Linked DNA regions of Mus musculus: region 2 is linked to region 1. A link is a loop called in an ENCODE intact Hi-C map of the cell type or tissue named here. Cell type or tissue: left cerebral cortex. All regions are shown on one strand. Each heading gives the region's core, and the rest is flanking DNA. Links, peaks and the distances in the headings are about the cores only. Region 1 has its middle 18 kb from the start of Lrp1b. Region 2 overlaps Kynu (kynureninase).

The links. A loop is a pair of places that touch in the nucleus more often than their neighbours do. Peaks named below come from ENCODE experiments on the same cell type or tissue, not always from the same donor. Only the 100,000 strongest peaks of a DNase experiment are listed, where the experiment ranks them.
Region 2: it touches region 1 in a loop (4-fold over the local background); 5 of 42 quality-filtered maps call a loop at or near these places.

The regions. Positions count from the first base shown.
Region 1 is chr2:42,662,938-42,679,792 of GRCm38, forward strand. No RefSeq gene overlaps it. Among named protein-coding and RNA genes, the nearest start is that of Lrp1b, 18 kb to the left of the region's middle. In left cerebral cortex, for the core only: no CTCF peak of the experiment used is centred there; a DNase peak (open chromatin) is centred at 8,915.
Region 2 is chr2:43,613,785-43,630,639 of GRCm38, forward strand. It overlaps Kynu (kynureninase), which reads left to right. Exons shown (of 14, transcript NM_027552.2): 9 at 15,169-15,267. Among named protein-coding and RNA genes, the nearest start is that of Kynu, 67 kb to the left of the region's middle. In left cerebral cortex, for the core only: a CTCF peak has its summit at 9,274; a DNase peak (open chromatin) is centred at 9,272.

The DNA of each region.
Region 1 (16,855 bases), core at 5,502-13,501:
GGGAAGACTAGCACAAAAAGTAGAAAGCTCAAATGTTTTAACCATAGCCACCTATGCAACTTGTATTTATCTGGCAAAATATATTAAAATACATAACAAGAGAGACTGTGTTTATTCAAAGTGGCCCACTTAGGAGATGGGTTGTGATTAGATCTTTTTAAAACTAGAACATTAGATTCATCTTCCATTCAATATATTTAAATTAAAAAAAAACTCACTGTTTCTGCCCTTGGGTGTGAGCTTTTTAGCTTTAGATTAGTTTGCCTTTTGATACAGTAGCTGGCAGTAAATGGTACGCCTCAATTTCCTTTCCTGCCTCTCTTCTTTCAGCTCCCATTTGCTTATTTCAAAGACATAGTGCTTGGCGTTAGGATTACTCACACCATGCAAAGTCATGGCCCTGTTGCAAGAGCTTTAAATCTAATGAGAAAATGGGTCTGAAGAGACTATTAAACGACGTCCTGCTAAGCGATGTAAGTAAAGGTATGTGTAAGCCACAGCAGCAGCTTGAAAGCATCCACTTTAGCCACTGTGGAGGGAAACCCATTAGTCAAGTATGGGATACTCTGCGTGACTTTGAATCTTTTGCAGGCTGCTGTCCTTACAGTGAAGGGAACAGGAACTCCAAGCACACATTGCCAGATAGTAGTAGAAGAGATGATTGCATAAAACCCTGAAATGAAAGTTGTCTCTTGAGGGAGCAAATTTTAGCATGTATCACACAACTTCACCTTATCTGATGACAAAGAAAATATATTATTTGAGACAAAAATACAAATATATCCAAAATGTAGTTATATCACTTCAAAGACTATAGCATTCACATTTCTTCAAAACCTTTTTGGGTCTCATCTTTTATTTATTCATTCTCCATGGAGGAAGAAGACTAAATTTCCTGGAAGTGAGCCATTTTTTAGTAGAGAGTAATTTACAGAATTCTAGATAATTGGATAAGTTGACCTAGTTAAGATCCCCAAATTCTACTTATCCCCAAATTCTGAATTCATATCTAGATTTTTCTAAAAATAACTTCAAATTTTCAAGCAATAACATTCACCCTGTTAGGAAAAAAAAAGTGTTTTCATGCCAAGCATCCCGTGTAGTAATTATTGTATCCTGTTCAACTCTTCTGTCACAAGTCAGCTAGTCATCCCAGGATTGTATGTTCACACTTAGGGAATCCCAAGTCATTTGTAACATTTACAATGACTGATGTAGTGATTAAGTAATGCCACAACTCTAACTAGCTGCATCATCTACCCAGCCATGTTCTATAGATCTCCCTGCCAGTAACTCGGGGGCAAATTGATCTCACAGAACAGATAAGACACAGGCAGGCTTAAAAATAGTGAGCAAAAATGCAGCAGAAAGAATTTTAAAACTAGAGGTGCAGAGTGAAAAAACATGGTAAATTAGATTAGGAGAGCAATACCTAGTATTGTGATGGAAATTGCCAAAGTCAGGATTTTAATTGAGTCATATATAAATATATGCGCGCATGTGTGTTTTGTGGTGTTTATTTATTTATTTATTTATTTATTTATTTATAAAATTCAAAATAGGTATAAAAATATACTCAAGAAAGGAAGGGAGGTGACTCATTTGGAAAAACCTAGAACCGTGTCTTGCAGAGCACACCACTAGGGAAGCTTACCCCAGGGTTTCACTGACGCCTATCTCACTGAATGTGTAAGCTCTGATTCAGTGAACACACCCAGTGCACGCATGCGCGCGCACACACACACACACACACACACACACACACACACACACACCAATATTTCAGGAGGTTTCTTCTGTGTTAGGTTTCTATACTACCCTTCAAACGTCCCTTAATTTTAGCTGTGATCTACACATCCCGTCCCCCTATCCCCTCTTCCTTTCACACCTTCACTTTATCCCCCCTTCCAGACCCCTCCTGTTCCATTAAAAAATATCCATTCTATTTTTCTTTTCTAATGAGACCTATGTGTTCCTTCTAGCCCCTCAATCGATATCTATTTTCTGTGGTTCTATGGATTGTAGGTTGGCAAATCATTGACTTAAAAGGTCATAGCCTCATATAAGTGAATAAATACTATATTGTCTTTCTCGGTCTGGTATACCTCTATTATGATATTTTCTACTTCTATGCAATTTCCAGAAAATTTCATGATGCCATGTTAACAGCTTATTAATAGTATTATTATGTAAACAATGCCATATTATCTTTTCTGTTCTTTAATTAAGGGGTACCTAGATTGTTTTTAAATTCTGGCTATTACTTTTTTTCTTTTTATTACGTATTTTCCTCAATTACATTTCCAATGCTATCCCAAAAGTCCCCCACACCCTGCCCCCCCACTCCCCTACCCACCCATTCCCATTTTTTGGCCCTGGTGTTCCCCTGTACTGGGGCATATAAAGTTTGCCTGTCCAATGGGCCTCTCTTTCCAGTGATGGCCGACTAGGCCATCTTTTGATACATATGCAACTAGAGTCAAGAGCTCTGGGGTACTGGTTAGTTCATAATGTTGCACCTACAGTGTTGCAGATCCCTTTAGCTCCTTGGATACTTTCTCTAGCTCCTCCATTGGGGGCCCTGTGATCCATTGAGCAAGTGTTTCTGTGATAGGATGAAGCATCCTTTGGGTATATGCTCAAGAGTGGTATTGAGGAATATTGAGCTAGATTGATTCCAGTCTTTCTGAGAAATGGACTCACTGATTTCCATAGTGTATAAATTTGTACTTCCACCAGCATCACATGAATGTTCCTCTTATTCTGCATTTCACCACCTTGAGCTGTCACTTGTCCTTTTGATCTTAGTCACTTGGACAAGTATAAGATGAAATCTCAAAGGAGTTTGATTTATATTTCTCTGACTGTTACAGGTGTTGAATATTTCTCAGATGTTACTTAGGTATTTGAATTTTCTTTATTAAGAATTCTCTGGATCTATGCTTCATTTTAAATTGGGTTATTTGTTTACTTGATATCTAATTTCTTGAGTACTTTATGTAGTTTGGATGTATAGTTGCTAATTTTTTTCACAGTTTTTAGTCTTCTGAATTATCCCAATGAAATTATCATTTACTGTGCAGAAACAACTCAGGTTCATGGGGTCCCATTTGCTGATTGTTGATTTCAGTACCCACTATATTGGTGTTCTCTTTACAAAGTCTTTTCCTGTGCTAATTGGTTCCAGTCTATTTCCCACATTCAATTCTTACATATTCAGTGTATATGGTTTTATATTGAGGTCTTTTAACCATTAGGAGTTTTGTGTAGGGTGGCACATATGGATCTCTTTGCATTCTTCTATATGTAGCTATCAAGTTCAACCAACCATTTGTTAAAGATACTGTCTTTTTTTTTCCCAGTGTGAAATTCCGCTTTCTTTATAAAAAATCAGGTGTCCATAAATGTGTGGATTTTTATCTGTCTCTTCAGTTCAATTCCATTGATCAATGTAACTTTTTATTTGTTTGTTTATTGTCTTATTTTCCAATCATATACTATTTTTATTACTGTAGCTTTAGAGTACAGCTTGAAATCAGGGAGAGTGATACATCCAGTAGTTCTTTTATTGTTTATGATTATTATAGGCATGCTGTATTTTTGTGTTTGCATATAAAGCAAAAATTGTCCTTCTGAGGTTTGAGATGAAATGTGCTGGATTTGTGATGGGGATTGAAACTATAGATCACTTTTGGTAGGACGGTCTTTTTTGCTGTTTATTCTACTTATTCATAAACATGGGAGATCTTTCGATCTTCTGATATCTTCATCAAATTCTTTTGTCAATGACTTGATGTTTTTATCATAAAAGTCTTTCACTTACTTCATAAGAGAAAACCCAACATATATTATTTGAGGTTATTATGAAAGGACTTATTATCCTGCTTTTTTTTTTTTTAATCTGTTTGACATTTAGGAGGGTTATTGCTTGTTGTTGTTGTTGTTGTTGTTGTTGTTAAATTTTTATCTAGCCACTTTGCTGAAAGTGCTTATCAGCTGTGGGTTTTACTGGTGTGATTTTTCAGGTCACTAATGTAGATTTTTATATCATTTGCAAATAAAGCAGCATTAGCTTCTTCCTTCCAGTTTGTGTCCATTTGATCTCCTTCTTACTCGTCTAGCTAAGACTTCAAGTGCTATATTGAATCAGGTTAGAGGAGAGTGGACAACCATGTATTGTTCCTGATTTTAGTGGAATTGCTTTCCATTTAATTCGATGAGAGCTATAGACTTGCTGTAAACTGCTTTTATGATGTTGAGCAATAATAAAAGACCTTTTATTCCTAATTGCTCTAAGACTTCATCCTGAAGCAGTGTTGCATTTTGTCAAATTTCTTTTCTGCACCTTGTGTGGTGATCATGTTTTTTTTTTTTTTTTTTTTTTTTTTTTTGTCCTTCAGTATGTACATTGTAATATATGTATTGATTTCGAGATGTTGAATCTAACCTAAAACTTTAAAGTGAAGCTTACTCAATCATGGTGGATGATCTTTTCAATATCCTCTTAGATTTGATTTGCAAGTATTTTGTTTAGTATTTTTACATCTATGTTTACAAGGTTAATTGGTCTTTAATTCTCTTTCTTTCTTTGGTCTTTATATGTATTTGTGTCACTGTCAGTGTGACTCTGGCCTTATAAAATGAATGTTTCTTCTGTTTTTAGTTGCTGAAAATTTTGAGTGGTATTGGCATTAACTGTTCTTTGAAAATCTGGTAGAAATCTATAGTAAAACTAAGCCTTGAGTATATATATATATATATATATATATATATATATATATATATATATATATATATATATATAAAGACTGTGTTTGTCCTGCTTAGTTAATTCTGAGGGTTTTCTTGTGGTGTCATCCACTATTCTCACTCCTACTATTCTTCCTCGCTGTCTTTCTCAGAATTCCCCGAACTTCACCTAATGTTTAGCTATGAGTCTCTGCATCTGCTTTTACCAGTTATTCAAGATTTCTCTGTTGTGAATTTTCTGTTTAGCTCTATACTCCATTATTTGATTGGATTGTTCGGTTTGTGGATGTTAGCTTCTTGTTCTCTTCATATATTTTGGAAATTAGCCATCTATTGAATGTGGGGTTAGTGAAGATTTTTTTCCCAATCTCTAGACTGCCAATTTGTCCTACTGATTATGTCCTTTATCTTACAGAAGCTTTTCAGATTCATGAGGTCCCATTGATCAGTTCTTGGTCTTAGAGCCTAAGCCATTGAAGTTCTGTTTAGGAAATTTTCCTCCTGTGCCCATGACTTCGAGGCTCTTCCCCACTTTCTTTTCTATTAGATCAAGTAAATTTGACTTGGATTCATTCTTTTTGGAGCTTCTAGACAGCCCTTATCTCAGAACCCCTCTCCAAGCCAAAGCATAAGATAAAACAAAAACCATCATATTGAAACTAGATAAGGAATGCCAAGAGAAAAATAAGACCCACCAAGAGAAGGCACAAAAGCCAGAGACCCATTCACTTACACATTCAGGAGTGTCATAAAAATACTAAGCTGAAAGCTATAGTATATACACATAAGACATGATATAGACACAGGCAGACCCTGTGTATGATGCTTCTATCTCCATGAGTTCATAACAACTTAACTTCCTGGTGTCCTCTGTATCTTCTCTCTCCCACCCTCCTACCTCCTCTTCATTGGGGTCCCTTGAGATCTGAGGGAAGGAATACTATAGACATCTCATCTAAAACTGTGTGTTCCAAGATCTCTGCATAAGATCTGCCAGTGAGTCTCTCTATTGTTCCTGTCTGCTACAGGAGGAAGCTTCTTTAACAGTGCCTGATGATCTATGAGTATATTAACATTTTAAAATTCATTAGAAGTAATTTTATTTTTACACATTTTTTTTAGACTGGTCATATTTGGATTTACCCTTGTCCCTGAGGTATCTATTTTCTTGTTCTTGGTAACCCAAGCAGTGTCAAGTATGGGTTCCATCTTAAATGACAGACCTTTAAAAAACAAATGGACAAACAAAACAAAATAACAACCAAAAAGATTTTTAAAAATGCCTTTGTTCAAAGGTATTAGTAAAGTCCACAAAATCAGGTAGAAAAACCAACCACAAAAGTCTGTTGAGGGACTTGCCAAGAAATCTCAGAGCCAAGTTTAGAAGTTTTTAAACATATTAAAGCAGAAAGCAAATTGGATAATCATTAGGATCATATATGGCTATTCTCCAAAAAATGCATTAAGAGGTGGAAAGTAGTTGGTAGCAAGAATGAATTAATGTTTTTGTCTAAGTCACTATTAGGGAAGCATTAAGAATATGCTAACGGTTGGCTAAATATGAAACGTGTGCTTTTAATTAATTATGGTGTTCAAAGACAGATAGATCTCAGGCGTATCCTCTACTTTATTCTAGAACTCTACAGAACACACACATCCACGCACACATAGTTTTCAGTTATGTAATTTATAGAAGAGAGTTACTAGATAACTTGAGACAGAGCATGCATATATATATACCTTTTGAATGAAAATTGCTACCCACTTCTTTCTTTTAGTAGTTTGAAGGATATATATATATATATATATATATATATATATATATATATATTTATGGAAATTTCCCCTTTCTACTTTTTCCTTCAAAGGTCTTTAATGAGTTTTATGTGTTTTGATACAAAGATTATTTTATGTGTCCATGTAAGAGCTTAAGAACTACCTCTGAGTATAAAGAAACATCAATGCTAAAAGAACACATTCGAATAAAATGTTTTGGGAAGGGCATGAATAAAGGCTTCCAGAATCAAGTGTTTAGATAATTAAAGACTGCCCAGGAAATGATGTCCATTCTAAACCTGACTAGGTGAACACTTCTCAAAAGCACACAGGGAAACAGCAAAGTAAAGCAGCTATTTCATTATGGAAATTTTAAAGTGATTTAATGAAACAGTCAAAGCAACAATTTCCTAGTAATAACCTAACAATGACCAAACAGTGACACTGGCTTAATAGTGACTTAGCAGTGCCTTCTAGTCTGCAGTCTCAGTCGTAAAACTTACCAGGGAAACACAAGCAATGAGAGAAATGAACCTAAAACATGGGCTTTTGTGTTACAAACTCATCAGTTGGTTTTAGACAAATTTTTAAAAGTGAACTGTGTCTTGTCTAGAACTTGAAGATAATGTTTATTTGACTCAATGATTATGAGCAGACCTATGAGAAAATGAAGATGGGCAGATATAGCAGCGTACAATTAAACTCTGCTCCAGAAATATTTATTGAACCTAAGATTACACATCCTTAAGTCACTCCATCATCTTAATTTTCAGAAGCTAAAAAAAATAATGAAAGCCCTCTGGATTCTACCTACACACATAAGAGGATCATATAATTCTAATAAAACTAGTAAATGAATGAATCTGTTAGAGATTGATAGTAAAAGAAACTGCCTGGCTGAGCTGGGGTTTCAAACATGATTGTGTATTATTACAACCGGTTTCTGAAATCATGGTTCTAAAGTAATGTGGCCATATCTTTGATTCTGGTGTATACCTTGGTTAGAACATTGAGCTAGGTGGGGTAATGGTAATGGTGTTGTAATTCAAAAAACTGTGAGTGGCAAGTTATTTAGTTGGGAATGGTAGGAGGGTAGAGGAACATGAGAATGTTTGGGAATTAAGGAGGAATTTAAAAATTCATGTGTAAGCATGGATCTGTGTACAAGATATATAAGAAAATGAGCAGAGAGATGGGGCCTGAGACTATGACTGTCTGTTATAAACTGAGCTACCTCAGGAAACTCTTTACCTAACATAACAGATGCACAAGTGTCTTGGTGAGATGTACATCAGTCCTCCATGTGTCTCCCCAAGTTCAGGTAAATGAAAAAGAATGTGGTTAGAATATCCTGCTGTGATCTTCCCAACGGAAAAAAGCCTTCCGGGAGAATTGAGAGATGACCTTCCCTTTGTGAAGTTCAGGGCTTTAAAGAACATACCCTTGATGACTTTGGAAGAGATGTCACATAGCTGATGGTCTTTTGTTTACAGCATTTCTTTATTGAGGGAATTTTCCCTTGGCTTGAGGATTCTGTTCCCATTTACAAAGCCTGCTGTTAGGGATCCCAGGAAGACAGAAATTTTGAAAGAAGCTTTCCTCCACAGTATTTCAAGCCCGAATATCTTCAGGTGCATTTTCCCAACATGTTGACAGCTGTGCCACCTTATTTGAAGTTGTACTCAAGCATTCCCTTGACACACTCTGGTTTGTACATTTGGCTCACAGTTTCCCATATAATGGCAGTTAGGGAAATTGCTCAATTATCACTTATCTTTATATAAATATATTCAGTCGAAAGAATGCCTTTAAGGATTGTATTAGGTCAATTCTTGAATATCAGAGAGGACAAACAACTTGACTGTAGTTGAGGAGCCCAGTGGAGATAATGTCTCAGTTTTAAAAGCAGAAAGAAGAGAAAACATGAAGAGACACAAAAGCACACAAGACTGCTAGTCTCTCAGGAATCCGGAGCTCCTCATTTTGCCAAGGAGAAGTGTAAATGTACTGAGTTTATAGGAGTGTTGTCGCTTTGTAAAGCCAATCACTAGAAAGACTCTCATTCCTGGGTGCCCTGTTAATACTCAAATCAAGCACTTAACTTTTATGCCACCTTAGTTCCTCACTGGCAATAGACACAAGAAGAAAGTGTTATTAAGAAAAAACGTCTTCTCCTGTTAAGGATTGAAGCCTTCTAGTAAGCCTGTGTCCGAACACTTGCATTTGATAATTACTTAACATTTACAAGAGAACATCCCACACATAAGAAACTGGCAGGTTGACTGACAGGATTATTACATCACCGAGACATCCTTAACTAGAACTAGATTTAAATAGAGTATATAGCAATTATGATGTGTCAGCGGCTAATGAGGCATTCTCTAGTCTACAGAAGAATCAATTGCAAAAGTCTTCTGTAACACCAGTGAGCTGAATGAACCACCCAAACTTGTTCTGTGGTGGAAAATATGACTCTAATACACTTTCTCACTGCACCTCCAAATCCGTCGCCAGCATTCTAAATTGGCTGAGACATATGGGCCAGTATTTGTACCAAGTGCTAAATCAGTGTTTTCTGAAATGTAAGCCACAATATTAATTTTATGGTTAATACAATGCTTCAAACATTTTGGCAATAGTAAATACAGCTTTAAGAAAGTTCAGGGGAGTGACAGCATTGTGATTGTGACTGGTGTATCAATGTCATTAGAAAGTCATTGTCCTGGCACTGTAAACTGCATGGATTTATGCGAGGTAGAGACTGTCCATGCTTCTGTGACTGCCTTGCACTTTGTCAATTGTTTTGTTTTGAATTCCAGGCCTAAACTTCACAAAAAGCACCCAGTATTTTCCTAGATTTGAGATTCAAAAAGAATTTTCCATTCTATTTCTGAGTAACATTCTGACTTCATCCTTGAAATTCTTTCCCACCCAGACTTTCCCTGGTTGTCTCACAATCTTCTTACTTCATTAACAGTCTTTTCCTACAAAGTGTGTTTTTCACTGCTCACTCTTTCTTCGCTGGGGTTCACTAACATCATAGTAATGTTCTATGACTCCCTATAACTTTAACATTATGAACTGGGATATTTTTGTGGATTTTAAATGTAGTCTGAATCTTCTTCCTCCTACAACTCCTTTTTTCTTTTTATATATTTTTGGGGCTGATATACCTAAATCTATTATTTTCACCCATTATCTAATAGGCATGTTCTTAATCTCCATGACGGCCACTGATATAGTCTCCAAGACAGAGCTATAACCATCTTATATTCATCCTAGTTCTTTATTTTATGTCCAGGGCTCAAATCAACATGTAATTTGCTCATTGAGCTAGTGAACTAATCTATGTGTTTTTTCCCCTCTGCAACATCATAATAGGTGGTAACCTATTTTAAATATTTACCACCTAGTCCCTAGAATAACACATTACACATTATTTTTAATCCTTTTCCTTATTAACTGCTCTTAAAAGTTACTGTCGGAAAAATGATTCATTCTCTTAGGCAAATTTAGTGCAAGTGAGAGATTCAAATTCCACTGTGATAATTTATTTTTATGTTAACTGAAATAGCCAAATATTTTGCTTTGTCTCACACAAACGAATAAGCAGAATAATAAACAAAGAGTAAAGTATACTTTCCAAAGGTTATAGAATGATTTAATATGAAGATAGAAATAAAATGGTAATCTCCTTCCGCTTAGTTGAGAGTTCCTTCAACCAACCTCCAAGACACAAACGTGATGTTGTGTGTACTATTATATTACATGCTTAAAGTTGTTTTGAAAAAAAATTCTCTACCTCCCACAATAAAACAGCAGATATTGAATATAGGGCGATATTCATATAATAAACTTATTTGAATTAATCACATTAGGCTCCCATTTTCGGCCTCTAAAAATATAAATATTAGTATCTACCTGAATTACTGGTAAATACAGTATTTCATTTCTTATTAGATATTTTCTTTATTTACATTTGAAATATTATCCATTTTCCTGGATTATCCCTTGGAAACCCTCTACCCCATCCTCCGCTCCTGCTTCTATGTGTCTGTTCCCCCTTCCACTCACCCATTCCAACTCCCTACCCTGGCATTCCAGTATCCTGGGCCATCAAGCCTTCACTGGCCCAAGGGTCTCCCCTCCCATTGATGCCAGACAAGTAGCAATCATGCAAGACGTTTCATCAATAAGTAAAAATACTTGGATGTGATATTTCATATCTTCATGATTCTGGAATCTGAGACAGGGTAACAAAGAATCACAGTTCAAGAAGAGTCTGAGCTGCAATTAGACCTTGTCTCACACAAACGAATAAGCAGAATAATAAACAAAGAGTTAAGTATACTTTCCAAAGGTTATAGAATGATTTAATATGAAGATAGAAATAAAATGGTAATCTCCTTCCGCTTAGTTGAGAGTTCCTTCAACCAACCTCCAAGACACAAACGTGATGTTGTGTGTACTATTATATTACATGCTTAAAGTTGTTTTGAAAAAAATTTCTACCTCCCACAATAAAACAGCAGATATTGATTATAGGGCAATATTCATATAATAAACTTATTTGAATTAATCACATTAGGCTCCCAATTACTTTTAAACCATTAACTATGGTCTTGTTTTGTGTGATTGCTTGTGCTCTCAGCAGGTTAACTGTAGTTTTTGCCCAGCAGTACTGGAAGAAGCAGATGCTAGATAAGTGTTTCAGAATAATGAGTGGAAAATGCCGGGGGCTTTCAGGGAAAATATGTAGCAATACATGGGGCTCATCCACTGGCTGTACTACGTTAAGAGTCACCAGGTCATTTGACAACAGAAAGCATTCAGAATTTATGTATTTTATCTACTGGGGCTAATGGACATGTAGAAATGAATCTTCTTTGCTTTTACAAACAGAGATACAAAACACACTGCAGAGAAACATCAGTGTTGCTTTCTGCCCCGGCTTTGACTGAATGCACTTCTTTAAGTGCCTATCTTTCTTGATATTAAAATGGTATTCATCCCAGCCCATATAAGCTTTATATTACACAACTTTTAGTTGTAATTGCCAGAATAAGTGCTTATTCCTATAGACATGGGTGGCAAATATAACTATACTCTAGACTTCATCAGTATAAAAGATGCAAAGCTTAATAACGTCAAATTTCATCTTCCCTCTTCCCATGGTCTCAACACCATTATCCTCATCATTACAATCATGGTTGCTGTCATCATAACTGCTCTTCATACCTGGTGCATAGCTCTTTAATAATGAGCTAGGGACTTTAGCATGTAGATAGAAGAAATTTCTTCTCTATTTTAGTTATTTCACTTATTTTTCTGTAGTACTTGAGATAAAACCTAGTGTGCTCCACAGTAGGCACATGCTCTAACACTGACCTACAACTCACAATCTTTCTGTCTCTGTCTTCTGATGGCCAGGGTTATAAACATCATTACCTCTAGCTTAGAGATAAGAACTTTTAATATTGTCAGTATTCATATCTTCATTTCACAAATGGGGATATTTGTAAATCATATCAAGTATATTTCATTTAATATCAGAGTAAACAAGAGAATAGGGTTTCAAAATATCTCAATTTCTTCTTCTTCTTTTTTTTTTTAAAGAAGGGTTCTTTTATTTTAAGATTTATTTATTATTATATGTAAGTACACTGTACCAGGAGAGGGAGTCAGATCTCATTACGGGTGGTTGTGAGCCACCATGTGGTTGCTGGGATTTGAACTCAGGACCTTCAGAAGAGCATTCCATGCTCTTAACTGCTGAGCTATCTATCCAGTCTCATTTTTTAACTTAAGTGTTTCTTATTATTTTTTATTACAAAAATTAATAAATTTTAAGGGGTACTTATTTAAATAATTTAATTATGCATGCAGAAAATGTAAAATTGAAAAGAGGATATTAAAATTAAAACAGAAAAATATGTTTAAATAAAATATGTCACATTAATTTAATTAAAACTTAACATTTTGAACATTGTGAAAAATTCTTATTAACATAAATAAATGCTTATTCTAAATAATAAATGAAAAGTTCTGATACTTATGTTTATGCATATAATCATTTAGATTGTGACATATATTTAAATAACAGTCAAATAAGCATAAGGGTTATGACATACAGTAACTATACAGCAACTAAGCTTCCTTTTCATGTTCTTATATATTTGAAAAGTAATCCTTAGGCTATTAAGATTATGAACATATTTAAAAAGCTTTTCAAAGAAAAGTAACATTGCTAAAGATGATTTTGCTTAGTAACATCAACTGTTTCATGCTCTTTAAGAGGTAAAGGAAAATGGTCTTCATCTTGTTTATTCTAAGTTTGTCTGTTTTCCCATTTGAGTTTCTCTTTGTTGTTAAATGCTCTTAGTTAAAATATTTAAAATCTTCACTGTTGCTAAAAGATGCTCTTGTCAAAGAGACATCATAGACATCTTAGATTTGTTTATGATGTCCAAGTTTACATCATCAAAGACACTTGTTTCTGAAGATGTTGCCATTCATTATTTTAAATGGGGTCACCACTGGTAGGCTGACCATGCCCCAGAAGACGGCTCCACATCCAGGACTGTATGAGGAGCAGAAATTGAGATCAATGGATTTATTTTCAAAAATGGATCAAGAATGAGTTAGAGGAAAGTGTTATGGTTGAATATGGTTAAAATACATTGCATGAAATTATCAAAATACTAATAAGTCATTAAAGTTAAAAACTAGCCAATTAGTTAATTTTATTGAAGGTATGTTATACTTAAGAAAATTTTTGGCCGATTTCAAGTTATATTTTGTTTATTCAGTTTAATTACATTGTAAGAATATGTATTTTGAGAATATCTCATTTCAGTGGTATTCAAAGTTTGAATGTATAGGCCAATTTTTTCAATCAAATTTGAGAAATTTCATATTCCTTTTTATTCTTTTACTGAAGATAGATATCTTTCAAACAATATATTTAGATTATACTTTCTCCTCTCCCAGGTCCTCACAGTCTCTTCTCCACCTCTCTTTCATCCAAAGCCATATAATTTTTGTCTCCTCTTAGGAACCATACAGTCATACAAAGAACCAAGTTATCAAGCAAGATGGGGAAGGACACTTCATATTCATCAAAGGAAAAATCCACCAAGAAAAAGTCTCAATTATGAACATAATAAGATAAGACAAAAAATCATAATAGGACAAAACAAACATAGGAAAAAAAAGAGGCCAAAGTACAAACAGAAGAATCACACACATTCATTGAGACACACAAGCTATAACAAACAGGAATCCTGTAAAAACAAATCTAGAAGCCATGATATACATACATACATACATACATATATATATATATATACTACTGCTGGGCATGGGTCCTACCCTTGTTTCCCCAATGAGACTTCATTGAGGAAAAGTAATCTCTCATTTGCAAGTGTGTATTAATTAAAAATAGGTGCTGAGTTAGGGATTGGGGAATGTGTTTACTTCTCTGAGCTTTAAGACCCCATAAGGTGTAAACTTATACAGTTCTGATGCATGCTGCCACAGTCTCTGTGTGTTCATATGTGCATCAAATGTTCCCATATTTTTTCATAGCATCAACACTTTTCAAGTCCAAAGTTCAAAGTCTTTTCTGAAACTAATACAATCTCTTAACTGTAACCCCATGCAAATCCAAAATCAACAAGCAGATCACATGCTCCCAACATGCAATGACACAGAATATAAATTAGCATTCTGAAAGGGAGGAGCATAATGAGGAAATATTAGACCAAAGCAAGATCAAAAACTAGTTGGCCAAATTCCAAACTCTGCATTCCCCGTGTCTGATTTCTGATTTCCTATTCATTTCAGCCTTGACTACAACACAAGTCTCTCCCTTGTGATGTTTCCAAGCCCTGTCAGCAGCTCTTTTTTGTAGGTGTCCCACAACTTGGTCTCCAAGCCAATGTAATCTTCTTCTTTATGGCTTTATTAAATTTTCTCTGGACTCTCATGCTAGTAAATCCCTGACACAAACTTGGTCTTAGTAACTTTCATTAGCCAGAAGGAGGTTCTGCAATCTCTTTTCTTGTATCTTGGATTCTAAGGCCTAAACCATGTAGATGAAGCTGCCAAGTTCTTCTGCTTGCTAGGACTGAAACATGACCTGATTTATATACATTTTCACCAACTTTCTGGTTTTTGATGCTTTTCATTACTGGTTAAGCTTGGCTATCCTAGAACGTGCTTTGTAGATCTATCTGGTCTTTTATTTATAGATCCACCTATGTTTGCCTTTGAAACTCTGGGATTAGAGGTGTGCACCTCCAATCATTAGGCTTTTCTTTGAATTGTTTATCTCCTTCAGTACAGAACTTAGCTCTATTACACTTCCCTGTGTTCCTTTTCTCCTCAGAGAATACATTTTGTAGTTTTTCTTGCTCAGCTTGTTTCTTTTCATTATAGATCTATGTAAGAGTCACCACTAATAACCACATGCTAGAAGGAATCTAGACTATCCTGAAATCTCCTATGCCAATATATTAATCCTTAACTCCAGTTTAGCCTCAGGCAGATGTTTTTTTTTCTGACCAGAACAAAAAGCAGTCACAATCTTTGCCAAAATATCACGAGTGGTCTCTAGGTCACATACTAATATACCACCCCTCTGAAACCAATTGAGCTGGGTCTGAATAGTTCAAATCACATTTAGTACTACTATCCTTCATGCTTCCACTAGTATGGCCTTTGAGGTCCACTTAAAGCATTCAACCATTTTCTTTATCCAAAGTATCAAATCTATTTTCCACCAACAAGCATCACTGCCCAGCCTATTATAGCAATACCACTCCTTGGTACCAACAACTATGTTAGTCAATGTTCTATTGCTATGAAGAGACACCAAGGCCAGGACAACTCTTATAAAGAAAGCACTTAAAGGAACTTGCTTGAAGTTTCAAAGGTTTGGTCCAATATTCTCATGATGAAATGCAGGCTGACACAGGCAACAGGAAGGAGAGAGAGCCTAGCTCAGACATCTGAAAGTGCAAAGTCCACCCCTAGTGACATACTACCTTCAACAAGGCCACACCCACTCTAACAAGGCCATACCTCTTAATCTCTCTCAAGTATGGAGATCCCTAATCAAACTACCACATGGAATGGGGGACTAAGTGTGGTAGGGAAAGATATAGCTAAGATGGGTGTCATAATAATATCAAGCTAATAGTTAATTTATCATTTTGGATTTGACTATTGACTTGATATATGTATAATACTGACCATATAATTTCATTCCGGTGTACACAGACTATCAAAAATAAGAGAAAATACAATTCTGTAATGGTATTTTGTAAAGGATTGTGGGCATATACACCGACTCTGTTGGAATAATGAAAAGGGAACAAGCTGTAGAATATAGAAAACTTTCAACTTAACAATATTTGTATATTAAAACTGAGACAAATAGAATAAATGAATATTGGTTATTATAGTGTCCATTCTTAGTTTGCTTTGGAGTTATTGAAGTATTTAATCAACATTTCAAATCATAAAACAAAACTAAATGCTTACTGATACACAGCTAGTCAAATGTCTACATTCAACATTGTTTTCATTGTTCATATTCTAACAAGGAGAAGTCAAGAGTGACTGTCAAGGTGAGGAGGACATCACCTCATCTCAGTAAAGCCTGGGGGACTGAATTCAACAATTTCTCAGGCTCGCTCGGCCGTCCAACTATAGGAAATCCTGCAGGAAGCAGCATATTTCTTTTACTACAAGCAGAGCCTCTGAAAAACAATTTATAATAGGTCCTTTCTTCATAGTAAGTGCCTCTATTTTTATTATCTTAGTATAATACCTGACCTGTCTGTATATGCAAAATACAGCTGTGAAAATGGAAGGAGCCTTTTAAGTGCTCATCATCCATTTAGGATCCCTGAAGTGGAGGTCTTTAAATACAACCAGATTTCACTGAAATGAATAATGCTCAGCTTGACTGTCCTTAGAAAACAGAACTGGTTTGTCAGCACTCCAGCTAGGTATTTGTTGAGAAACAACTCAATTAACATACATCTACAAATGAAACCAAAGCAACACAGAGGGGAAAAAATTAAAATAAAATAGAACCCAGCTCTATTCCTTAACCAAGGACCTGTGGGAAATGCAGAGGCCTGTTATCAGGCAAAACAACCTCGGAACTTGGAATAATTGAGTGAGTTAGAAAGCTGGGAGAGGAACCCATGGGGAAGATTGGAAGCCAGTCCAGTGATTCTTCCTTTATGACACACTGAATTTCCTTTGCTCAAGGAGAGCAGATTTGCTTTGCAAAATAGAAGGAATAAGGCTTTGGTGT
Region 2 (16,855 bases), core at 5,396-13,395, 950 kb after region 1:
TCATCATAGTATCACTACCCGACTGCATTCCTACAAGAGGAACGTGAACTATTTCTCCCAGGTCCAATTTATACGTTACTTTCTTGACTTTAGGGCAGTGGTTCTCAATCTGTGGGTTGTTAGATCCTTTGAGAATCATCAAAAAGCATAGTTATTTACATTATGATTCACAACAGCAGCAAAATTACAGTTAGGAAGTAGCAATGAAAATAATAGGATAGTTGTGAAGTCACAGCAACATGATGAGCTGTGTTAAATGCTAAGATCATTGTTTTAGAGATCCTGTATGTGAAATTCTTGACCTTCATCGTGAAAGTTTTTGTATCACTCTGTCTGGAGGAATGTATGAGAAATATATCATTGGATTCCTTTTGTTCTGCTTTACAGTTCTTTCAAGTATAGAAGGCTTACATCAGTAGAGTATCAATGACTAACTCCGCAAAATTCATAAGCTGCAGACTGTGCTTTCCATAAAGTGATTTATTTTAAGTACATGCTAGATCTGGAAATAGATATGTGTGTGCAATCAACAAAAGTGTTGGTCAGGCAAGTTGATGGATCACAGTATTGCATGAGGAACAGAATGTTAAGTATAATTATTTTCAGGAAAATGGCAAATAGTGTCTAGCTATCCTAAAATTGTGATCTGCATGCTTACATTAATTTTGAGATTCTTTTCAAAATCAAGAATATTCCATTAGGTCATTAAAAATTAAATGAACTAAATTAAACATAAAAAATTACCTTAAGCTATTTTCTCACTTAAGCCAACTGAAATAAATAAATTAAAAAGCTTAAGCTCATTTTTCATTTGTAGGATCTTTGTCAGATAGGCTTAATATAGGGCAAGAAGATGGTGCCACTGAGTCTATTTTCTTGCTTTTGTACATATGAGATTAAATAAATAAAGGAGCTCAATAAAGGATAGCCAGTTGTAGAGTTCTAGTCTTAAATGCATGTGTCCTAGAATTCTATGCTCACCACTGAAGAAGGTTGGGGAGATCATTAATTAGGGAGTAAAATTGACATAAATTGTGAGAGAAGTTTCCACCTGAAAATTATGGCATGCTGCAGAGCCTCTGAGTTAATTTGTTTTTCCTGTCTCCGGAGTCCATTGGTCTTACTCTCTAAGGATCATTTGTTTGCCTTATTCCTTCAAACTAGACACATTAAACTTCACTAAATATTCATAGAAAGATATCCCTTCTCTCCTTTCCATTCATTTTCACTTCTAGATTTGCCATGCACAACATATGCCATGAATTGAATTCATGGTCTCATGCTACCTAAAGGTTTTATCACTGACATATCACAAAAACTCAGTGTTAGCCTTTTAGCAATAAGAATAAAGAGATGACTGTTGAGAGATGATTTTGTGCACTGAGTAAAGGTTGGCTTTGTGTTATTCAATTGCTGATTTTTGTACCAACAGGGAGTTGAGTACATGCTGGACTTTGTTATTTTTTTTGAAGCATCACCTGTATCAGTGTTTTGTAAACATCTTTCCCCATCACCTTCTGATTGGTTAATACAAAACTAATCAGCCAATTAGGTAGGAAGAAGAAAATTGGGTGCGAATTCCAATGTCAGTCAGGAGATCCCAGAGAGATGATAGGGGAGAGCGAAGTACCAGGAGGAGAAGAAGGCATAAGAGACCACGTGGGGGTACCAATAGGATTTGCCATGAGATTGTGGTGAGAGATGAGCTATGACAAAATACATGGACCAGAAGAAGCCAGTGCAAGACCAGATGGCAAGTCACAGATCACTTGTCTGTGTATTGTCAGCCTAGTCAGGTTAGAATAGCCGCCCAGCCAAGGCTTAAATTTTGTTAATAAAAGTACAAGGTCTCTGTGTCTTTATTCAGGAGCTAAAACAGGATAGAGTAGTTATAAAATTGCACAGAAGTTATTTGAAAATAAGGGTGTATAGAAAATCCCCCAAGAATTACTTTAATGGATGAGTATCTCTGGAAAATTATGCACCTTACAAGTGAGAGCAGAGTAATAGCTGCTACTTCCGGTAATATCCTATGATTTGGATGCTTGCTATCCAGTACATTTTCTCAGAAAACCCATTAGTGACCTTTCATCAGGGCTCAGATGAGAGAACTGTTTCTGCAAAAGCACTTGCCCTGCCCACTTAAGCAGATAATGAAGACTGGTGTTGGAGTCTACTTACAGATGATTCCAAAGCTATGTTTTCAATGGCTGGTATGGACAATCTCTTTTCACTAGACTATCTCTTTTTATTCATTCCAATTAATCCTGCAGTGGCAAAGAAATCTCAGAAGGTATGAAAGGCAAAGTAAAAATAAGTAATTATTATTTCTTATTCTCTCTTTCCTTGAGTATTAGATTAGTCCCAATTATCAAGGATAGGAAATAGAGAATATTCCAGGTAAGGTTCTTATCAATGCCAGCATTCAGAAATGACTTCCCAGACCCTCAGAAACATAATCTCCAACTCATGTAGAAAGATCTTAATACATGATACTTCCACCCATTCTGATGGGTGTCTCATGTAGCTGCCCCACTAACAACAGCACTGGATGACACGCTACATATCCCACCCACCTGCATTTCTTCAGCTCTTTATGTGGCATCTGAAAGAGTTCCTTCTAATTAAAATTGTGCGAGCCTTTAGAGGACTGGATGAGAATTACAAAATCCTCCACAGGTTTGCAGCAGGAAGTCCCTGGACACTTCTCAGGAACTGGGGTACACAACACATGAAATAAATTGGTTCTTTCATCTGTATATTGACCTTTCCCTTCTGGGAAGATTGGTCTTCAAGGGGATCCTAGAGAGAAGACTGACTGGGGGAAACTACTCTCTTTAAAGAACTCATTTAGGCAGTGTGTGTAGACATGAAAGCATTTGATTATTAAATACTGACAAAGGAAAGAACAAACACACCAATACACAAATACACATTTCATGCATCTCATGATAACAGAACAAATTTATACACATGCATGTTCTAATTTGTTTAAAATTTGGCCAATATCATGGATGAGGGACTCCATTCTCAATTCTGATTCTCTTGCTTTCCTTTGTGTCTCTCCTCACATTTAAGGACAGAACCATGGTACCAACTCTTCTTTACCAGTTTGCTTCCAAGAAGTCTCTGACTATGTGAATCCCTCCTCTAGAAAATGGAATCTTAAAGGATAATTTAGATTACATAGATGTTCATGTCAACAAAATGTACATGTGATCTTCCTATGAAAGAGATAACATGTTGAAAGGTATAATAGCTTGGCCACTGCTGCATCTCAGAAAGCTTTCCTTATCCACATTTGGTGTTCTAGGGATTTCAGCCAAAACCAGCATTTGGTGGGATTGTTTCCACATCTTTCTAACCTGGGTAAACAACCTGACACTCTCAACAGGTCATTTTGCATCATTGCGACTGCTGGTACAAAGAAATGTATGTATGTGTGTGTGTGTGTTTATGTGTATATATATATATATAAATGTAGCTATAGATAGATGTAGCTATAGATATATAGATATTATAGGTATATAATTAATACTATACTATATGTGAAAGCAGCTTGACTCTAAAGAAATGCCCATACTGTGTTGCTTTAACTTGCCCAGGTTAACTACTTCATGAAGATTTTAACTTTCATCTTTAGACTTATCCTTCCACATCAATAAGAGTATAAAAATAAGATGGTTGAAACATCCATTTAAAATCTCATTTAGATTTTAAAGCAAAAAAAAATTTTTTTTTGAGTTGGGATATTGTAGGTTGGCCTCAAACTTTCAATCCTTCTGCTTTAATCTCCCAAGTGCTGGCATTATAATCACGCACCATTACACTTGCTACAGCACCATTTCTACTGCAATAAGTCCTTTGATTTTTGTGTATTCCTTTCTCACGACAAACTCTTTCTCTCTCTTGCTTTTCTTTTTAAATTCAAAACACTTTCTTACTGGATTTCTTATCTTTAAAATTAAGCTCTCTGGGACAGGCAACTCACAGAGCAATGTTCACTTTATCAGGAACTGTTGTCTGCTCTGCAAATACATTGCTTAAATACCATCAATCGATACATCTGGGACAATGGGAACTGTGGAATCAATTTAGCAAGTAGAGTAAGTGTTACCCAGTATATATGCACTTATGCATTAAAATGTTTCTTTTTAAATCATTGGACTTCAATACCAGGGTAACTATTTGAGACATAATCTCAGCTTCCTTCATTCAGTTTCAGTTGACTACTGACCTTCAATGTGAGCATTTAGAATTCATCATCAGGCAGATCTCTGCTGGGATAAAAGATTTGGGGATTTATTTTCTATAATGTACATTATTTGTAGTTTTCATCTTCTGCATTACTTACAAGAGCCTAAGGTCTAATACAACCTTGACTAGCAGAGTTCTGTGTACAAAAAACGTGCACGCTAAGCTATTTTGAGATGCAACTTGACTTCTAAAAACTATTTCTGCAGTTGCATGACAAAGACTGCATCTCTTCCCTTAAGACTCATTGTTTTCACTTCTGTTTTAATACTGAAGAGCTGCTGTTCCCATTGAGCTGTTTGTGTAACTGAAAGCATTATACCTTCACTACAAAAAAGTAGATAACCCTAGGTACTGTTTAGAAAGAATTGTGACCCACAGAATTACTGACTTTTGGTACAAAAGAGGCTTAATATAGAATGTAATACTAATACCTGCCCATACCAGAGAGCTGAAAGAAAATGATAACAAAAGAGAGGTCATATGAGAGTCTTGGTAATGTTGTTATGAATTAAAGGAAATATTTTGTACATTCTAAGATGATTGACAGAGATGGTGAGATCATAGGAGGCCCTCTTATAGGACTGCTAGTTTGCATTTGTTTAATTGTTTTCATATATATAGATTATATAGATATATAGATATATAGATGATACATAGATATACAGATTAGATATGTAGATATGTAGATATATAGCTATAATATAGATATATAGATATATGGATATATAGATATATATAGACATATAGATGATATATAGATATATAGATGATACATAGATAGATATATAGATATATAGATTAGATGTATAGATATATAGATATACAGATATATAGATATATGGATATAGAGATATAGAGATAGACGGGATTTCACTATGTAACACCGTGTGACAAAAACCTGTCAAATGTGTGGCAGGATAGCTTCTAATTTACAGAGTATCTTGGATTAAAGGCATATGCCTCCATATCCAGTCAGATCTTGATTTTTGGTATTGTTTTTAACATGGTATCTGTGCATGACTGTATCAATAAAGGAGTGAACTTTGGAATTAAATGTTCTAATTCTGAGACAGGAAACCTTATTAACTTCTGTCCTCTACTCTACTCCTATCCCTCTCTAGTAATTTAGCAGACCTCTAATTGTGAAAATCACTGCAAAACCCAACATCAGACTTACCTCGCAAACCTGTATTACTAACCCACCACATGTCCATATTTCTCTATAAAGTCAAGCCATGTGTCCACAGGTATGCACGCACATATAAATGTACACAGAAACTTTCTTATTTTGAAACAACTATCACATAGTTTTCTTCTTATAAGAATATTGTTCTAATTAAGTACACAGTATTATCTGAATTTTGAGTCAAGTTGAAAAGGCTATACAGAAATCTCAAAGACTTCATTGCTCTGGAAGCCGTTTTATAACAAATCAAGCCCACGATCAGCCTTGAGGGAACTGAGGAGATTAGGGGCATGACTAGTACAGTGTTAGTAGCACTGAATATAGACCTGCCTCATTCAACAGAATTTGGTACCGCACCTTTCTGTGAACACTCAGAGGCTGGTTTTACCAATGGATAGAGTTACCCGTATATGTGCTAATAAAGACCAGGTGGCTACATCTCTAAGTTGGAATTCAGCTGGCTTAGCACACTGGTTGTTTGTCCACCTCATTTGTGAGTTTACAATCCTCATGAGCACACAAAACACACCTGGTGAATACCAGCCCCAAGTATTGATGTAAACACCTGTCTTGTGTTCCGCACAATTCAGACGGCTTTCTTGAGTGAAGAAGGAAAATACCAGATGATAGTAAAAATTTAGCATATTGCAGAACTTCCAAAATTGTCAAAACTGCTACTATTCTTAATCACCTTCCGTTATCTCATTCTCTATATTGTTTGATAAATTCTGAAGAGATGGAGATGTAGGCGTTCACCCTGTTCTGCATTCTTCTCCACTGATCAGGAAACATTGTTGGTGCTGTGTGAGGAGGATTACAAAACCAAATGCATGTGGTATTTCTTATTTACCAGAGAGTAATCCAGATCATATAGAATTTGCTGTTTTTACCTAAAATACGCCATTTTTAAAAGATGCCTTTAAAGAAAAATAGCATATAATAAAACCGCATCCAGATCAAACCTCAATAAATTCTCATTTGTAATTCAACATTGGGCTTTTCAGAGGCCTCTATTTCTTTAGCCACTTGCTTTAAGCCATGGTCAGCCATGGTCAATGACATTTTGAGGGTGGACAGGGAGTTTTTCTCCATGTTGCTTTGAGCTGTTTGCAGACAGAGCCCCGAAGGCCACACAAAGTATCGCTTCTCTGTACCCTGGGCGGGGGGGATGAATTGTTTAATAATGGTTTGTTTTATTTATTCTTCACACAATTACTTCAGGATTCATGTGCCAAGATTGTAATGTCATATTACACAATGACACTGGCTGCAGTCCATCCATGCAAGCAATTTGAGGTTGAGCACTTCACCTTAAAACATATACATCTTGGGACCTTGCTCATGGCAAATACTAAACCAAACCCAAATGGCTCCTAGATTTTGATCTCCCTGCCAAGACTGAGTGCTTAAGTGACAAGCCTGTGGTCTTTGGGAAAAGGAAAGATGATATAAGTATTGTAGAAGCCATGAAGCTCTTTAAGTCCAAAAGTGATAAAGCTATCAAGAATGATCATTGGACTATGGACAGTTCTGATTATTGGGACTTGGAAGTATCTGAACTACTAGAACATTCCTTGGGTAGCTCAGGAGAGCTTCCCTCTTCCCATCTGTTTGTATTAGCCCAAGATTTTGCGCTCTCATTTAAGTTTTTTTGGGTCTCAAGTCTAGCTGAATTTCAGTGTTAAGTATATGAATGTAAATAAGAACTATTTTATAAAGAAACTCCAATATCAGATGAGAATATCTACTGGCTGTTGTATGATTTTGTTTATTCTTTTGCTTTACTTATTCAATACTTTCACTTATTATGTCAGTACACAGAACAACAAGATTGGAGATTTGCATAAGATTATATAAGTAGGGAATGTATTGGGAATGGCGCCAGTCTTTGGAACATAATCTCAGCCATCCAGGCCCATTTGTTTCCTTTGGCTATAACTGAATAGTAGAGCCTATTCATAACTCACTTGTAAAGGAATGCTGTTCTATTTAAATTGTGGTTCTAAAGGTTGAGAAGTCCAAGATCAGTCCCAAGGATTCTTGGGAACTGCCTTTTTGCAGTTGGTTATACCCTAGCAGAGGGCATCACCTGAGAAACAGCAAGGACAAAGCTATTTTGGTTTTGGTTTTGGTTTTGGTTTTGGTTTTGGTTTTGGTTTTGGTTTTGGTTTTGGTTTTGGTTTTGGTTTTGGTTTTGGCTTTGGTTTTGGCTTTGGTTTTGGTTTTGGCTTTGGCTTTGGCTTTAGTTTTGGTTTTTACCACAGACCACATTATGATTTCAGCTAATATCAACTACCCAATGACCCCACCTCCAAATGTCATTTATAAATGAATCTCAAGGTAAAATTCCCAGCCCTTGACCTTTGAGGAACTCTAAGATCAGTTTCAGCACAATGAATAGGGAAAGGACATGAAGGAAAACATAACTGAAGGGGTAGTAGTGTCCCTGAGCCAGGAAAACTAGAAAGGACAAGTTTATAGAAGCTCAAGAGACACAGAAACAACTACTACAGCTTGCATCCTGATCTTAACAGGAGTTTTTCAGAGGGAATGTAGGATATCCTTTGAAACTGTTGTTTAGAAAATTCTCATGCGGTACATTTACACAATGGAGTACTACTCAGCTATTAAAAAGAATGAATTTATGAAATTCCTAGACAAATGGATGGACCTGGAGGGCATCATCCTGAGTGAGGTAACACAATCACAAAGGAACTCACACAATATATACTCACTGATAAGTGGATATTAGCCCAGAAACTTAGGATACCCAAGATATAAGATACAATTTGCTAAACGCATGAAACTCAAGACGAACGAAGACCAAAGTGTGGACACTGTGCCCCTTCTTAGAATTGGGAACAAAACACCCATGGACGGAATTGCAGAGACAAAGTTTGGAGCTGTGACGAAAGGATAGACCATCTAGAGACTGCCATATCCAGGGATCCATCCCATAATCAGCATCCAAACGCTGACACCATTACATACACTAGCAAGATTTTGCTGAAAGGATCCAGATATAGCTGTCTCTTTTGAGACTATGCCGGGGCCTAGCAAACACAGAAGTGGATGCTCACAGTCAGCTATTGGATGGATCACAGGGCTCCTAATGGAGGAGCTAGAGAAAGTACCCAAGGAGCTAAAGGGACCTGCAACCCTATAGATGGAACAACATTATGAACTAACCAGCACCCCGGAGCTCTTGTCTCTAGCTGCATATGTATCAAAAGATGGCCTAGTCGGCCATCACTGGAAAGAGGGGCCCATTGGACACAGAAACTTTATATGCCCCAGTACAGGGGAATGCCAGGGCCGAAAAAATGGGAATGGGTGGGGAGGGAAGTGGGGGGGAGGGTATGGGGGACTTTTGGGATTGCATTGGAAATGTAATTGAGGAAAATACGTAATAAAAAATATTAAAAAAAAAAAGAAAATTCTCTGGAAAAATGCAGATCGAAAGAATTTGCATTTAAGAAATAAATGACTAGAATTATTCAAGGATGGCTAGAGAGTAAGGTACTGTGTTGGCCAAGCACAACTCTATTCCACTTAATTATGTCAAAATGCTTATGCAATAACCATCTATGGTAAAGTTGGTTTAAAATCCTGTTGAAAAATTGTGTCTCAAAAACATTGTATGAACTAGGAAAACAAGTTTGACCTCCTCCTCCTCCTCCTCCTCCTCCTCCTCCTCCTCTTCCTCTTCCTCCTCTTCCTTTTCTTTGAATCACAAGTCATCTACTCCATTTGAAAATATTTGGAAATAGCTGAAGGAGGGCTCAGTTTGATGCTTTGTTTTAAGATGCTGCCATCTAGCGACTCTTCTGTAAAATTGCACTCTGACCATCTCTTTCAAATTTGTAGCTTGATACAGTCCCCACTTTAATAATTTATGTTTTCTGCCATCCATACAAAAGAATTGTACATTCAATAAAATGTACTGTGAGAGCCTGGAGTGGTTTTCTGATACAATGCCACAGCTGTGACCACAGGGGATTAATAACAGGATCCAGTAGGTGAACTTGGTGCCTTCCTCATAGTCCATACTTTATGAATAATTTATCATGAAATAAAGTACAGATTTTTCTTTGGGTAATCTAAGAAAGTTAAACTCTTAACAATGTATAAAAAGGTGAGTTTGAAATTTTCTCTTGTTAAAAAAACTACTCCTCTAATTAGAAATGCAAGTGAGTAGAAAGAGCACTTAAGTCTCACAATTTCTGTTTTTCCACATGGAATTTCAATCATATGGGTATCTTACAATTCACGGTAACAAATGTGAATGTCTATTATGCTTAATCATGAATCTGCAAGCCCAGGTTATGATGACCTCTAAGTGTTCTCGTTGTGAACTACTTGTATTGCTTCCCAGTCAGTTTCAAAAGGTTCATTCCCATAGAAAACATCTTGCTTATAATACATATCATATATATATTTATATATATAATATACATATTTCTCAATTTGGAATAAGAAAAATGGTACAAATTCATCTCTCTACATTAGAAGAAAACAATGAAATAAGTTACACATTCTAGATAAGGTGTTTCTTTTGTTAAATAATAAATGTAGTCACATGATAGTAAGTATAGTTTTGTGAACAGAATTTCCAAGAATAAAAGTTATACATGTGTTAAGAATTCTACAAAGCTGACTAGAACAATGACTGAGAAGATCATCTGAGATTGTGAAGAGCCTGGATGTGGTAGTTTTGGAGTACAATAATCTTAGGCTATCTTCAGTCTCCTTAAGAGCCATTCATTGTTCACCTCTGTGTGTGCCCTGCCATCCTGGTGACTATCAGGTGGAGTATTGGGAACGTGCTAACACAGCAATAAGCTTCCACCAGCCCATAGACTTAGACAGTCATTAGCTAGCACCTGGGAACTGTAACAGAGAGTTCTCTATTTTCTTACAACCTGATACTTCCACGAAAGTCCTTGAGAAAGTGACATGATTTATGGCTTTCTTTTGTTCTGTTACTGCAGGAACAACTTGAATCTGTGTCAGGTACTAGCATGAGACTCTCATGCTCAATGTGGCCCCATTGGGTGGTTGTTGGAGAGTTCTTTCTAGAGGTTGGACTTGCCTTGCATTGATGGATGGATGATCGATGGGTTTGTTTTGAGATGATAGTTGAGATACCGTTCAGTTTGGATTCTATTTATATTTTGTCTCTGAAGCATTTAGTTCAAGGTTAACTATTTAGTTTTTTTTTTTTTTCTGGAAGATTCAATTACAGGTATTTGGTTTGTTTCTGGTTTTAGATTTTTAATTTGCCAGAATTTGGCCTTTTTCCTCCAATATCTAATTCTGTCTTTTACTTGGCCTGCCAATCAGAAACTCCATATTATACATCCAATTGAGAGGGAAGTCCAGAAAGATACACTTATCCTTGGGATGGAAGGAATTTTACTGGCTCAGCTGGAAAGCAAGCATAAGAGCTGATCATCCAGTATCTTGAGCGCCCACACATTACATGTAAATGTCCAAATGTAAATATCCAGGGCTAGTCTGAGATACAGTGGAAGAAAAGAACAGGATGAGTGATACTTACTGAGGGAGTGTCTGCCAAATGTACCATGCGGATTTTACCCAAAGCACAGGTCCCTATGCAGCAGAGAGGAGCTTGTAATGTTCAGGACAAAATGGGAAACAGATTGAATGAAAAAGGAAATATTTGGAGAGAAACTGTGATTTGGTATTTTCCCCATTTTATGTTTCATGTTTTTATTAATTCAACTTTGGAAAAAGTGGACAACTGAAGACAACTTGGCTTACCATTTCCTTGAGAGAGAACGTTTGATATATCTGGGTTCATGTTTTTTGTTTGGGGTTTTCTTTGTCCTTTTCTCTTTTGTTGTTGTTGTTATTTTGTTTGATTTATTGCTCTCACAGCATGTTAATGATCTGTCTAAACTTTTTTGGGGGATTATCTCATCTTGGTTTACTTTTGGAAATTCATTTTCATCAACTTCTTTAGATTTTTCCAAATCACTGGAATATCTTTCAAGATAGGGCCTGATAAGCTTTGAAGTTCCATAGCAACTGCTGTAATGGCCACCTTTCATTGTTAATTTTATTGATTTGGATCTTTTCTCTCTCCTATTTCGTTAGTTTGGCTAAGGCCTTGTTAGTCTTGTTTATCTTTTCGAAGAATTTACTCTTCATGTTATTGATTCCTTGTATTTTTTATTTTGCTTTTCACTTCACAAATTCCTTCCCTGATTATAATGACTTCTATTCCTCTGTTATATGGCCTTTGTTCTTTTCCCAGTACTTTTAGATATCTCTTATTTCTTTTCTTTTCCCTTCTTCTTTCATTTTCCCTTCCTTCCTTTCTTTGTCTTTAACTTACTTAATTTCATTTACATTTTTATTTATTTTATTTATATATATATATTCAATCACATTTCCCTCCCTTAAACTCTTCCAGATTTCCTCCATCAACCCAACCTAATGTTCTTTCTCTTTTTTAAGACATAGGATTTTAAAAAGACAAACAACAACAACTACTACAAAACACTTGATTTCTTTATATAAGCACATAGAGCTACAAATGTCACTTGTATTAGTTTAGACATGTTTTGTTATCATTTGATTCAATTCTAATAATGGTTTTATTTTTTACTTGATCTCTCCAAGGACTCACTCAATGTTAAATAGTGTATTATTTAATATCCATAAGTTTGTGTGGGGTCTAGAATTTTTCTTGAGCTGTAGTCCTAATGCACTATAGTCAGATGGAATATAAGAAATTATGTAAAATTTCTTCTATTTATTGTACTTGTTTTATATTCTAATATGTGATGTGTATAATGCAGTGTTTGAATGGCGTGTTATGTAAATGTCTGTTAAGTTCATTTCATCTATGATTTCATTTAATTAAAAAATTCCCTTATTTATTTATTTGTTTATTTATTTATTATTTAACTAATTTTGGGAGGAATGACCTGTCAATTGGTGAGAGTAGGGTATTGAAGTCATATCTACTATTGTGCTGGAGTTAATCTGTGACTTTAACTCTGATAGTACTTATTTTATGAAATTACCAAGTTTTCAGGGCATACATGTATAGAATAGTAATGCCCTCTTGGTTGATTGCTCCATTAATAAGTATGAAGTTGTTGTCTTTATCTTTTCTCACTTTGTTTGGTTTAAATTATATTTGCCCGATATTGTAACTTTGTGGTGTGCTTGTTTGTAGGGCCATTTGCTTGGGATAGATTTCCATTCTTTAATTCTAAGGTACTAATTTGGTGACACAGTGTATTCTTTTGGAGTCAACAAATATATGATACACACTTTTTGGTCCAATCTATTAGGCTGTGTTTGCAGATTAGGGAATTGAGGCCATTAACATTCAGGGTTATTGAAAGCTGTGTATTGATTTCTGCCATTCTGCTGATTTTGTAGGGTTTTGTTTTCTTCTTCTTTCCATTGTTTAGTATCACTCTTTTATGGCTGATTCTCTTCGGTAGTCTCATGGAGGGATTTATGTTTCTCTTTCATCTGTAAGATTTCTTTAAGTATTTTCTGTAGAGCTGGCCTAGTGACCATAAATTTATTTAGACTATTTCTATCACAAAAGTTCTTATCTTTTTCTTAAATTATGGTCATTAGTTTCACTGTATATAATACCCTGGATTGTCAATGGTTATCTTTCAGATCTTAAAATACATCATTCTAAGACCTTCTAGCCTTTAGACTTCCAGTTGCATTATCTGCTGTTATTCTGATGGCCTTTATGCATGACTTGGCGTTTTTCCCTTGCAGCTTTTCATATGCATTCTCTGCCCTATTTACATAATATTCTAATGAGAATATGTTTAGAGGAAGTTCTTCCTGGTCTTATCATTCTGGATAGGCATCTCTTTTCTGAATTCTGCTAATTTTTCTATCCTGACTCTTTAAAAAATGTTTTCTATACCTTTAGAATAAGTTTCTTCTCCTTATTTTATGCCTACAACTTGCAATTTGGTCTTTTTGGAGAGTCTTCATACATCTTGGGATTTCCACTAATATCGTTTCCTCATTATTTTTGTTGGTCCCCTCTAGTCCTTATTCCTTGTCTTCAAGCTCTGTGTTTTCCCCTTTTACTGGTCCATTCTATCACTGAGACATTGTTAAATTTTTATTTTAGTTAATTTTGATCTTACTTTACTTACTATTTTATTTTACTTACTTTGACTTTAATATCATATCGATTTTTCTTCAATAATTCTTTCTTTTTTTAAATTCTTCTTTCATATTGTCTATCCCCTTCCTTATTGTATTTCCCTACCTGTGTCTTTGAGGATGCTTTTAATCATTATTTTGATTTGTCTGTCTAGGAGAGCCTCTCACTTACACTAGATGTCATTTTTGCAGGAGTAATGCTTTTTGAGGGAGATGATGTCTTGTTTGTTCACATTTCTTTCATTAGTACATTGAGTAATATGCCTTTGGTGAGACTTCTTTGCTTGGTTTAATTTTAACCAGCTATATTCTTTTGGTTGGAGGATTTGTACTGTTCAGGTGGGATTTGGATGAGGAAGTGTAGATTGTATAATTCAGGAAATAATTTTTTCATACCTGGAGCTCCAGATCCCTGGTATAAACTCTGTATAACACCCTCAGTAAGACATTAAGTGGGGAATGAGAACACGTGTTTAGTATTATCACTATCTGATTTTCATTCTAGCAGAGGCCTCAAAGACTATTGCAAGACAAACAACAAAGTATAGAGTGTAGCATACTCATATTTTAGTTAAAGTGGTTAGAAAGGGGAGTGGAGTACGGTAAATAAGAAGAAGGACTAAGTATTAGATTGACTTTGAAGGAAAGAAATTAAGGTAGGCTAAGTAGCTAGGAAAGGAGAGTTGAGATAGAGTTAGGATCTACAGAATTTAGAGATTGTTACATTGATGGAATGTTAAATTTAAGAAGGAAAAGAAATGGGGGCTAAGAATTATAACAAGAAGAAAAGCCATGGGGAGAGGGAGAGCATATAAAATGTGACAGCATAGAAGAATAGAGTAGAGCAGACTAGACTAGAATGAAATGATTTAGAGTAAACTGGATGGAACAAAATAAACAGCAGTCTAAAACCAGCTGAAAAATGGACAAACAAAAGCACAACCAGCCTGAAACGTGCGCATAAGTGGAAGGTAAAAGACGGAGGATGCATGAGAAAAGGAAGGCTTACGGGGTGATTGTGAGCACAGGTGTGCTGTGTTGAAAGGTAAAGATCTTAGAGCCTTCTGCTCCTAGTCAGTACTACATTGTGCTGTATTGCAGAGCGTTGGACAGGGGTCTTTGGCTCTGCAGCCTTGGTGTCTTTGGGACTCTGAATCTGTTGGGAACAGGGACCTGCTACTACACCGTTACAATACTCACAAATAGAATTTCAGCAAATCCCTCTGTCTCCCACAAATGAACTCTGAAGTAAGTGTAATCAAGGCAGTCCAGTTGGGCAGTGCTGACTTTGTTTCTCCTGCTAGACCTAAAGTTTCATCCCTATCCACATTTTTCCACAAGTGAAAATGTCAACGTAGTGAAGAAGGAAGTAGTTTTGCGAAGATGGCTTTTGTCTAGAGGGCTGCCTAAAGGGTTGAAGGAGTTATGGGTCAAATGTTGTGATCTGGGGTATCAGAACATGTTACTCTTCAACATATTGCAGTAGGCTTGAGACGTTTGTCCTAATCATTAAACAAATCAAAACCTTGAATGTTCTTCCCCAGGGCTGTTTTGTTGGCTTTGACCTAGCACATGCAGTTGGAAATGTTGAACTCCGCTTACATGACTGGGGTGTTGACTTTGCCTGCTGGTGTTCCTATAAGGTAGGAAATAATATCAGACAGCCTTTTTTTTTTTTTTCCATTTTTTATTAGGTATTTAACTCATTTACATTTCCAATGCTATACCAAAAGTCCCCCATATCCACCCACCCCCACTCCCCTGCCCACCCACTCCCCCTTTTTGGCCCTGGTATTCCCCTGTACTGGGGCATATAAAGTTTGCAAGTCCAATGGGCCTCTCTTTCCAGTGATGGCCGACTAGGCCATCTTTTGATATATATGCAGCTAGAGTCAAGAGCTCCGGGGTACTGGTTAGCTCATAATGTTGTTCCACCTATAGGGTTGCAGATCCCTTTAGCTCCTTGGCTACTTTCTCTAGCTCCTCCATTGGGAGCCCTATGATCCACCCATTAGCTGACTGTGAGCATCCACTTCTGTGTTTGCTGGGCCCCGGCATAGTCTCACAAGAGACAGCTACATCTGCGTCCTTTCAATAAAATCTTGCTAGTGTATGCAATGGTGTCAGCGTTTGGATGCTGATTATGGGGTGGATCCCTGGCTATGGCAGTCTCTACATGGTCCATCCTTTCATCTCAGCTCCAAACTCCATCTCTGTAACTCCTTCCATGGGTGTTTTGTTCCCAAATCTAAGGAGGGGCATAGTGTCCACACTTCAGTCTTCATTCTCCTTGAGTTTCATGTGTTTAGCAAATTATATCTTATATCTTGGGTATCCTAGGTTTGGGGCTAATATCCACTTATCAGTGAATACATATTGTGTGAGTTTCTTTGTGAATGTGTTACCTCACTCAGGATGATGCCCTCCAGGTCCATCCATTTGGCTAGGAATTTCATAAATTCATTCTTTTTAATAGCTGAGTAGTACTCCATTGTGTAGATGTACCACATTTTCTGTATCCATTCCTCTGTTGAGGGGCATCTAGGTTCTTTCCAGCTTCTGGCTATTATAAATAAGGCTGCTATGAACATAGTGGAGCATGTGTCCTTCTTACCTGTTGGGGCATCTTCTGGATATATGCCCAGGAGAGGTATTGCTGGATCTTCCGGTAGTACTATGTCCAGTTTTCTGAGGAACCGCCAGACTGATTTCCAGAGTGGTTGTACAAGCCTGCACTCCCACCAACAATGGAGGAGTGTTCCTCTTTCTCCACATCCTCGCCAGCATCTGCTGTCACCTGAATTTTTGATCTTAGCCATTCTGACTGGTGTGAGGTGGAATCTCAGGGTTGTTTTGATTTGCATTTCCCTGATGATTAAGGATGTTGAACATTTTTTCAAGTGCTTCTCTGCCATTCGGTATTCCTCAGGTGAGAATTCTTTGTTCAGTTCTGAGCCCCATTTTTTAATGGGGTTATTTGATTTTCTGAAGTCCACCTTCTTGAGTTCTTTATATATGTTGGATATTATCAGACAGCCTTTTATTTCACATTGGTTTTAATAGAAAGAAAATGCTTGGTCCACAACTTACATTCTATTTCTGTCAATGCCATGTTTTCTTCTTTAGGAACTAGTGAGGTCATATGATAGAGTAACACAAAAAATAACTTTTTCTATTCCTACAACTGTAGAAAATGTATTCATTAAATGCCTACACTACTATGAAAATAAA